Linked DNA regions of Homo sapiens: region 1 is linked to region 2. Evidence: read pairs that join two places in POLR2A ChIA-PET (ENCODE). Cell type or tissue: GM12878. All regions are shown on one strand. Each heading gives the region's core, and the rest is flanking DNA. Links, peaks and the distances in the headings are about the cores only. Region 1 overlaps LOC105374445 (a long non-coding RNA gene). Region 2 overlaps TEC (tec protein tyrosine kinase).

Evidence for each region. ChIA-PET counts read pairs that join two places held together with the same protein. Peaks named below come from ENCODE experiments on the same cell type or tissue, not always from the same donor. Only the 100,000 strongest peaks of a DNase experiment are listed, where the experiment ranks them.
Region 1: POLR2A ChIA-PET joins it to region 2 with 5 read pairs; 2 of 35 experiments call an interaction of 5 or more read pairs at or near these places.

What each region holds. Positions count from the first base shown.
Region 1 is chr4:48,272,544-48,277,925 of GRCh38, forward strand. All of the region lies in intron 1 of LOC105374445 (a long non-coding RNA gene), which reads left to right. Among named protein-coding and RNA genes, the nearest start is that of TEC, 5.4 kb to the left of the region's middle. In GM12878, for the core only: a CTCF peak has its summit at 2,921 (motif pointing left); a DNase peak (open chromatin) is centred at 2,878; H3K4me3 peaks cover 502 bases.
Region 2 is chr4:48,194,713-48,200,094 of GRCh38, forward strand. All of the region lies in intron 2 of TEC (tec protein tyrosine kinase), which reads right to left. Among named protein-coding and RNA genes, the nearest start is that of TXK, 63 kb to the left of the region's middle. RefSeq lists enhancers at 1,372-1,421, 1,442-1,491, 3,051-3,220. In GM12878, for the core only: no CTCF peak of the experiment used is centred there; DNase peaks (open chromatin) are centred at 422, 2,199 and 2,901; H3K4me3 peaks cover 2,782 bases; H3K27ac peaks cover 4,540 bases.

The DNA.
Region 1 (5,382 bases), core at 81-5,080, 78 kb after region 2:
GTGATGGTAGCTCATATTCTTGACAATGGTAATGAGGATCTCAATGTTTATGAAGTTTGAAAAGGCAGAAAACCCAGACCCTTACATAATTTCTTCATAAAGTTTAAATTAAAAGAGAGAAAAGTGTCTGTATTGTCCCTACTAACTCTCAGAAAAGCCAAAGAGAACAGATCTGTAAATAAAACACCTAGATCCAACATAATTCTTAATAGTTGGGGTAATTTTCATAAAGTTATAGTTTTCTAAATAAGACATTTGTTACACTATCAATCATACAGTTTAAGTAGGCAATTGCCACAGGTATACCATCCATAGATCACATAATAGAGAACAATGGCAATTTTTTTCAGCAAGGTGTTGAGAAAGAGACAGAGAGACAGACAAAAAAAAGAGGCCATTAGGGAACTTCAACTACATTAAGGAAAAGGTGTAAAAACTGAACTCAGAATGTGGTGGGATTAATAAAAAAGATTTAGTCTTTCTTTAATTTTTATTTTTTAGGTGAAAACAGAATACTACATTTGGGCCTGTATAATTCAAACTTTTACATTCGTCCCTAGTCAAAAGAAGGAATCTAGTAGTTGACTTAAAAAGATTTCTCCCCCTGCCTCCAAAAAGAAGACTCAAACAATATTAGTAAAACCATCTTTATTTTAAGAAAATCAAGATACAGAGAAAAAGGTATTAATATAAACTTCTTGGGAGACAAGACTCTCCCTTCTTACAAGATATCGCTATGGCTTCCATAAAGTTTATTTGTTTAGATGATCAGTATCAGGTTGACATAATTTCAGTTCCTTGAGAGACGAAAATGCCTCTTTTTAACTTACATGTAGATTCCACATGGTACAGAAGAAGACATGCAGAATCAACCTGGAAGGTTTGCAAAAATATATGTGTGTATATATTTGTATTTATAGCTTCTTGCCTTTTTTTTTTTTTTCTGAGACAGAGTCTTGTTCTGTTGCCCAGGCTGGAGTGCAGTGGCACAATCTCGGCTAACTGAAACCTCTGCCTCCTGGGTTCAAGCAATTCTCCTGCCTCAGCCTCCTGAGTAGCTGGGATTACAGGTGCCTGCCACCACGCCTGGCTAATTTTTGTATTTTTAGTAGAGATGGGGTTTTACCATGTTGACCAGGCTGGTCTTGAACTCCTGACCTTGTGATCCGCCCGCCTCAGCCTCCCAAAGTGCTGAGATTACAGGCATGAGCCAGCATGCCCGGCCAGCTTCTTGCATTCTTTTGTGCAAGTCACTGGTTTTATTTTGTAACCATCTTCCTACTGAAAAGGAAACTGGCCCATCATAGATAATTAATACATTTGTTGATGAATAAATGATGATGACAATGACGATAATGCAGACCTTATCAGTCTTCCATGGAGAGTCTGTTCCTACATGAAGATGACTTCATTGTGATCCTATGATATGTCTGCTTCTCCTTCCATCATGTGCTGAAAGTAGTTGCTTCTTTAGAACTATTGCATAGAAGGAAGGAGTTTCAAATATTGGACACAGAATCAATAATCATATTTCTGGGAAGAGATGCTAAATAAATAATTCAAAAGAAATAAAAAGCATCATATGCAAAGTATATTTATAAGATCATTATAATAATAAAATAAATGTCCAATAATAAGGAAATGTTTAAGTAAAATATATTAACAGTATGGAATGTCAAGCTGTCATTTAAAATTACCTATGTTGGTCAGGCATGGTGGCTCACACCTATAATCCCAGCACTTTGGGAGGCTGAGGCGGGTGGATCTTTTGAGCTCTGGAGTTCAAGACCAGCCTGGACAACATGGCGAAACTCCATCTCTACTAAAAATACAAATATTAGCCAGGCTTGGTGGTGCTCACCTGCAGTCCCAGCTATTCGGGAGGCTGAGGTAGGAGGATTGCTTGAGCCCAGGAGGGCAGGGTTGCAGTGAGCTGAGATCGTGCCACTGCACTCCAACCTGGGCAACAGAGCAAGAACCTGTCTCTAAATAAGTTAATTAATTAATTAAATAATAAAATAAGATTACCTATGTTAATGAAAAAGAGATAGGAAATAAAACTTATGAACAAGATTATATTTTTAAAAGTAGAACACAATGCTTTGAGTACCTGTAATTGCAACTAAATACAAATTATGTGGAGGAAAACTGAAAAGTAAGAATTATGATTAACAGTTATTGAGGGGATGTGCCAGCATCCTTTCTAAGCATATTAGATTAATTCATTTAATTCTCACAGCTGTGTGAGGTGGACTATTGTTATCTTCATTTTACAGATGAAGAAACAAAGGCAGAGAAGGTCTAAGTAATAGCCCAAAATCATAGTTATTGAGTGGCAAAGCCCAGATGTGAACATAAAACAGTATAACTCCAGGGTTTACATTTTTAACCTTTCAAAGCTGCCAAAGGGAATGATCTTTGAATCATGAATGATGTTTATACATATATTTCTTGTATAATGTTTTTATGTTGGTTTGATAGTAATTGAAAATTTTTTCGATGTTAGAGCCAGAAAAGAAGATGTAGAAGTAAAACCAGATTGTGCTTAGCAAAAGAGACAGAGAGTTTCAAAGGGGTCCATTATCTCAACAGTTTGATAGTTTATAAAAGCTGAGTTGTTCTGTCACAATAAAATGATATATTGAGTATTATTCCTATAAATAAAAAGAGTTCTCTGGCCTGAGGGCTTGAACAGGCTGTTTCCTCTGCCTGGAGTGCTCTATCTCCAGATCTTTTTGAAGTTACCTCCTTTGCGAGGGTGGCAGCCATGAAAATGCACCCATCACTACGATAGGAGACTGAGAAAACATTGGTGAACAAACCAGACAAAACTCCCTGTTGTAGGGGAGCTTACATTCTGGTGGAAGGTCAATCATTCAGAATTTGATTTAGCTGCAAGTAACAGCACCCCCTTATGGTAGGCTGAATAAGGCCCTCCCAGTGATGTCCATGTCTTAATTCCCTAGAACCTGTGAGTATAACTTATGCTGCAAAACGGTCTTTGTAGATGGGATGAAGTGAAGGATCTTGAAATGAGATTATTCTGCACTATCTAGGTGAGCCCAATGTAGTTACAAGGGTCCTTATATGAGGGAGAAGGCAGGGTATAATGAGATAAGTAGAGGTCAGAGTAAGAGAGAGATTAGAAGATGCTACACTGCTGGCTTTGAAGATGAAGGAAGAGACCACGAGCCAAAGAAAGCAGAAAGCTTCTAAAAGCTGGTGAAGGCAAGAAAACAGATTCTCTCCTAGAGCCTCCAAAAGAAACCAGACACCTAGATTTCACCCCAGTGAAACTGATTTTGGACTCTGACCCCCAGAACAGTAAGAGAATACATTTGTATTGTTGTAAGGCAATAAATTTGTGGCAATGTATTACAGCAGCAATAGGAAACTAACAAGAGCCTTCAATAGAGAGCATCAGGGTCAGGCTGGCATGATGTTCCATAGTGTCAGGGGCCCAGCTCCTTCTGTCTTTTTGTGTAGGTGGAAGAACCTGGAGGGAAGTACGAACAATTCCAGGGACTCATGATGTGAGTGTGCAGCCATGCATTCACTCATGTGGGTATTTCTCAAACCTGAATCAAGTAGGAAGCCCTTTTAAACAAACATTTTCATTTTAATTCACTTAAATATATAAATATAAAGCTACTTATTTATTCTTTATGTGTCTAGCATTTTATACATACTTAAAGCCAAAATAAGTTTTCAAAATAAATTCAAGCAAGATTACGAAACCAGTTATTGAGACCACACACACCCCTACCCCATGTTTTCACCAAAGGCCACACAGAGAATAGTAACAAGACATTCCTATTCCTCCCAGTCAGGGAGGTACCAGTGGAGGCCTAACTTCTTGTATCCATTCATTGGGATGGAACTCCCAACCGCATCCAGCAGTAATCAAGAGCACCCCACCCCCAAGTGTCAATGGAAGAATAGTGGGAAACCTGGATTTTTACCCCTACCTGGCTGTAGATAGAGGAGATGACCTGCATGCCCTCCTTCCCCTGCCAAGACAGTGTCAGAAGAAGCCAGCTAAAACAAAAAGCGTAAATAAAATCCAGAATCTAAAAACAGAATACGCCAAATTTTCTGGTTTTAATTGAAAATAACTCACTATACCAAGAAACAGGGAGATCTCAAACTGAATGAAAAAGATAATCAGTAGATGCCAACACCAAGATGACAGGGATATTAGAATTATCTGGCAAAGATTTTAAATCATCATCATAAAACTGCTTCAATGAACAATTAGAAACATGCTTGAAACAAATGAAGTAAATAGTCTCTGCAAAGAAATTGAAAGTTTGAGTGAAGAAATAGAAAGTAAAAAAAGACCAAATGGAAATTTTGTAAGTGAAAGTACAATAACTACAATTAAAAACTCTGTTCAGGCCGGGCACGGTGGCTCATGCCTATAATCCCAGCACTTTGGGAGGCTGCGATGGATGGATCACGAGGTCAGGAGATCGAGACCATCCTGACCAACATGGTGAAACCCCATCTCTACTAAAAACACAAAAATTAGCCAGGTGTGGTGGCTCGTGCCTGTAGTCCCAGCTATTCAGGAGGCTGAGGCAGGAGAATCGCTTGAACCCGGGAGGTGGAGGCTGCAGTGAGCTGAGATCGCAACACTGCACTCCAGCCTGGGTGACAGAGCGAGACTCCATCTCAAAACAAAACAAAACAAAACAAAACAAAAAAACCTCTGTTCAGCAGAATAGATGGTACAGAGGAAAGAATCAGTGAACTGGAAAATTGAGCAATAGCAGCTACCTAATCTGAACAACAGCGATTTAAAAAAAAATAGTCCTATGGGACTATAACAACAGATCTACCATTTGTGTCTTCAGAGTCTCAGAGGAAGAGGACAGGGCTGGAAAAAGTACTCAAAGAAATAATGGCTGAAAACTCTTCATATTTGGCAAAAGACATAAACCTATACACTAGGAAGTTGAGTTACCCTCACACCGGATAAACACAAAGAAATCCACACTGAGACACATCATAGTCAAACTTCTTAACACTAAAGATAAAGAAAAAATCTTGAAAGCAGCAAGAGAGACATAACACCTTACCAATAGGGAAAAAAACAATTTGAACGACAGCATATTTCTCATCAGGAAATACAAGAAGGAAGTGGCAGGGAATTTTTTGAATGCTGAAATAAAATAACTGTCAGCCAGCCTAGAATCCTATATCTAGTGAAAATATCCCTCAACAATTAAGGGAAATTCAGCTGGGCACAGTGGCTCATGCCTGTAATCCCAGCACCTTGGGAGGCCAAGTTGGGTGGATCACTTGAGGTCGGGAGTTTGAGACCAGCCTGACCAACAAGGTGAAACCCCATCTCTAGTAAAATATACAAAAATTAGCCGG
Region 2 (5,382 bases), core at 217-5,216:
AATGTATTTTGGAGCCAGGTCTCTAGTAGCAGACGGTGAATTGCCCATCAACTCTCCCCTCAGTAAAATACTCAAAGAGAAATACACAGAATTGCTTCATTATGTATTCCATGGGTTTTTGTGGGTTTAATGCGGGCCAATCACTGCTTTTACTACAGTTTCTACAGGAATATTCATTCAACTGGTGTTGCAAATAACCAACTTACAGCAAACTTTTGTAATACAACCCATCAACTGTGAACATTCTGTAGATAAAATTATTTTTAAAACAATTTCTTCCACTGACTGAGTGCTTGATGATATTAAGGAAGTTCTGTTGATATTTAAGAGTGTGGTGATGGCACTAAGATTCTGCTTAAGCTGGGGGCTCCCTGACTTCTGCAGATGAATACTGAACCATCTGTAGAAGAAATGATGTGGTTTCTGCAAGACAATGGGAGTAGAAGGGATTTGTTATAGATAATGAGGTGGGAGGAAGTGTGACTAGGGTTACTTGGTTGGGTAATGGGTACACGGGGTTCACTGTACTATTCTGTCTACTGTTCAGTAAGTTGTAAATATTCTATGATAAAAGGTTAAAAAACACTTCTCAAATATTTTTTAAAGCCTGATCAAAGTTGTAACTGAATCTACTTACAAACTTTTTTTTTGAGAATAGAAAAAGAGCCCATCATAAACCAGTAAAAGCAGAGATGGCACATTTCTTAATTGCTACTAATAAAGCTTTTGCTGTCCTTTGTGGTAAAGTGCACACTGGGCTCAGAACAGGAAGCAAGCCTTAGAAACAACAACAATCCCGATGTTTATACAACTGCTCGTACAGGTCGTGTGTGCACAGCTCCTTGCATTCATCAATCTTAAAGTGCTCCATAATTAATTACAGAACCAGTGACTCTGCCAAAGTAATGAGTCATTTAGCATCTGCAATTTACTGTTGGGTAAATGGGGCACTGAGTTAAACAAATTGATCAAGGGCAAATGAGTAAGATACAGAAATCTAGGCTGCAATGTTGTACTCTTTGCTGGCTATCACAGCTAGGAGCCATAATTAAACTATTTGTTCCCTCTTAGTTTGCTCTTGCTAATGCAACTAACTCTCAATTGCTCTAGTGAAACTAACTCTCATTCATCCCTGTTGCAGAATATCTGGCCATTCTGAGAGATGCCCCCACAGTGCAAAATACAGAATCCCCACTGTCCAATAGCCACGCCACTCACTGAGTGCCCACCAGCACCTGCAACAGAAGCTTTATCTGTCTGCTTTTCTCTTCCTTACCCCCGCCTCACCTCCCTTCTGGTGGTACAGAGATACCACATTATAGCACCTATGCAGCAACCAGTCTTGGAAGGTGTGATGGTTAACTTTAGGTATCAACTTGACTGGAAGAAGGACTGCCTAGAGAGCTGGTAAAGCTTTCCTTCTGATTGTGTCTGTGATGGTGTTTCCAGAGGAGACTGGCATGCAAGTTAGTAGACTGAGTGGGGAAGATCCCTACTCAGTGTGGGCAGGCATTCTGGTTTACACGTCTTAGATCTCCCTGGGCTAAGAACCAGCAGGCCTCTATAATAGAGCTTACTGCTTAAAAGCAAAAAGTCTGAAGCCCAACTGTCTGAGTTTGAATCTCAGCTCTGCTACTTACTCACTGTATCTCCTTGAACAAGTTACTTAACCTCTCTGTGCCTACACTTCATTAGCTATTAAATGGGATGAATAATAGCACCAGAACTTCATATGATTGCAGTAAGAATTCGAAGAGTCAATTCATGTAAAGCTTTTGGAAGAACGCTGACAAACAGTTTAAGTGCTTGATCAATTTAGCTACTAATATTATTTTTGAAAAGCATACTAGCCCTTAGGAAACCTAAAAGCGAGAGCCACTAGTTTTGATTAAGAAACGATCCTCACACCTACCTTCTAGACTCCAAGAAAGATCTTCTGAGAGTTGATGCTGAATTTGACTATGTCTTATAAAAGCCATGAATGAGATGTTTCCTCAGGTCATGACAAATATCGGTTTTCTAAAATTACAGGAGGCCGTAATAGAAACGACCAGTGTCTACCAACATCCACTCTTTTCAAACAGAAAAAGAAATTAACCTTTCCTCATGGGTCTTACAATTCTGTTTTTAAAATGACGGTTGATGCTTCATGTGACTCCACTATTTTTACCCTTCGAGGCTGTTATTTTAGTTCTATCTTACAGTATGAAACCAATACTGAGCCAGCCAGTGACTAGATTAGCACTTCCTTTTTACGTTAGGAACAATTGATCTCTGGTAACTCACAGCATTTAACACACGATAGCAGGGAGCATCTTTGGTCAAAAATTCCTCTTCAAAGCACAAGAGTAATGTTACAAAGACATATTTTGCCGGTTTGTCAGGCTGTCTTGACGGCTAAGTCATATTCCGGTGAATATAAAGATTAATATATGTTTGATCCTTCTATAAACACACAATTTGGTAGCCCAAAAAATATCACAAAGCTATCCAGAGGCAGTGCAGTACAATGGTTCAGAGCTCTGGGAATCAGGCTGCATGGGCTGGGGTCCCAGCTCTGCCACATGCTCACTCTGCAACCTTGGGCAAAGTACTCAACCTCTCTGTTCTTTAGTTTCATCATCTGTAAAATGGGAATAGTAACTGTATCTGCCTCAAACAGTTCACAGGATTAAAGTTAATACTTAAAAAGCATATAAGACCATGTTTGGCACATGGTAAGCACCCAAAAATATGCTACTTCGGCATATGGATTGAGTTAAAGGCACTTAAAAAAAACAGCACATGCAAGAAGGGCACTGTGACCTTCCTTGTTCTTCTTGAAAGCATGAGATTAACTCCCATGAAAAAGGTGCCCTCCTTATACCAGGAGGACGAAAGACATTCATTCTTATCACCAGAGATGGGGAGCTGAGGCTGAGGGAAAGCTGTACAAACCTTGTTATACTAGTCCTTATCTTGCTACTTTTCCACAATTAACTGTCCTAGTCCTGAAGTGAATTCTTATACTTTCATGTTGCCTCAGCATCCATTTTGAATAGATTCAACTTTTTCATACCCAAAGCAGGGCTCAGTCACCCTTGATAGTTCTAGTTCCACACCACACCCAAATGGCTCAGGCCAGCAGCCAGAGATAAGAATTTAAAGGCATCTCTCCTATCTAGCAGACAGGGTTCCCCACTTTATCGAAGCTTCCCTTAAAAGCACCATTTAGGCCTTTGCCCAGGAACTCAAAGTGACCCCACACCCTACCCCTTATATATACTGCCAATTCCCACATGCATTTTCTCTCTCTGCCTGACTCCATTCCTGCCTCATGCAACCCGGAGATGGAGGACTGCCCTCCCAGCCCATTCCGCCCTTCCTGTCCAAGATCTGTAAGTAAAAATCTCTGAACTCATTTCCTACCTGGTGATGTATTGAGTTTCCACTTTTCATCTGAAGAACCAGTGGCTGCAGCTGCCTCAGGCCATGCTTTCCCAGGGATCCTGGGGGGAATATCAAGTCAGGCTCCCGGCGCCAGGGCGATGGTCAGGCAGGTGTAAGCTGGACATGGGTCAGACAAGAGCCACAACAGTGGCTGCCAGATAAATAAGATAAACAAGTTCCCCATGTGAGGGAGTCCCCAGGTTCCAGGTGGGCTAACTAGGCATAAAACCATCCTCCAGGCTAAAGAAGTACCCCAGGAAAGGGACACTGTAGACATTCATGTCCAGCTACCCTGCATTTCCCATCAGGACAGGGTTGCTAGCCAACCTGGTACTGGAATCCCATTAGCTAGAAGCTCTCAAAATAGCCCCAACTCCTTTTCCCTGTCATATCTTTACAATTTACCAATTTACTACTCTTTGTCCAACATAATATATAAGCTTTCAACCCTTACAACTTCCCTGGGTCTTTATTTTCCTGGTGAAGGCTCCCACGTACATGTAAAAATTACTAAATAAAAATTCTATGCTTTTCTCCTGTTAATCTCTCTTTTGGTGGTCTAATTTAAAAGGCCCCAGCTGGAAAAACTAAGATAGGCAAGGGGAAAAAATATATTTTTTTCTCTCCTTCACACAATAGAAGTATATTTAAATTTAAGAAAAAAGAAAAAACTAAACTAAAAAAGGCCACAGAGCCCTTCTGTTTCTAATCCCAGAAGCCAGTCTTGATTTTCACTGTGCAAAATGTATATTCAAAGGTACCAAGGAGATGATAAAGAAAGTAATGTTTTCCATTGTCTCTGTTTTTAAGGTAGAAATGTTTTCATTCTTAAAGCATCTTTGAAGCCAATGGACAGAAAGGTTTCTAATATTCTATCGGCCAGAGGCTTAAATACAAATGGCCTGGCAGGGCAGGTATTTTCTCCTTTTACAGGTGAAGAAACTGAGACTTAGAAAGTTTCATCAACTGCCCAATTTCATAGCTGGTAATGACAGATCCAGATTCAGAGCAGATCTGCCTGGCTTCAAAGCCCACAGCATGTCCTCTCAGGAAGCCACCTCCTTTTAGGATAAACAGCATTAAATGAACCAGATCCAATGATTCCAAATTTACTTCTCTAACCCCAACTTCTCACTTGCGTCTTAAATCTGTATCTCTAAACTACCCAGGCAAACATCTCTCCTTATCTCTTTCATTTACATCTCTTTCACATGACACAAAACAAATCTATCATATTTTCCTTGAACCTGGATTCCATTCAATCACTCAACAACCACTGCACTCCAGTCTGGGCTACAGAAAGGATTTTCTTTCTTTTTTTTTTTTTTTTTTTTTTTTTTTTTGAGACAAAGTCTCACTCTGTTACCCAGGCTGGAGTGCAGAGGCACGATCTCAGCTCACTACAACCTCCGCCTCCCAGATTCAAGCAATTCTCCTGCCTCAGCGTCCCGAGTAGCTGGGACTACAGGCACGCACCACCACACCTGTCTAATTTTTGTATTTTATTAGTAGAAATGAGGTTTCACCACACTGGCCAGGGTGGTCTCGAACTCCTGACCTCGTGATCCACCCGCCTCGGCCTCCCAAAGTGCTGGGATTACAGGCATGAGCCACCATGCCTGGCCAAAAAGAATGGATTTTTATATTTTGAAACTTAACAACCATGGCAATATTACTAACTTTTCTTCAAGGTTTACCATATGCCAGTTTTGCTTTAAATTTATTTAGTGCATGTTGTAGATGTATCATTTCAACTGATCCCCATAACAACCCTCTGAAGGAGGATGAGTACTGGGTTAAGTGATGCCTTCACCTGCTTTGTGAAGCTTATAAATGAGAATGAGAGAAAGAGACTGAAAAACTAATTGTATTAATAATGTATTAAAATAAAATAGAGATAGGTGGTACAAAGTAAAAGTGCAGAATGACATTATACAGGGAAATCTAATCTAA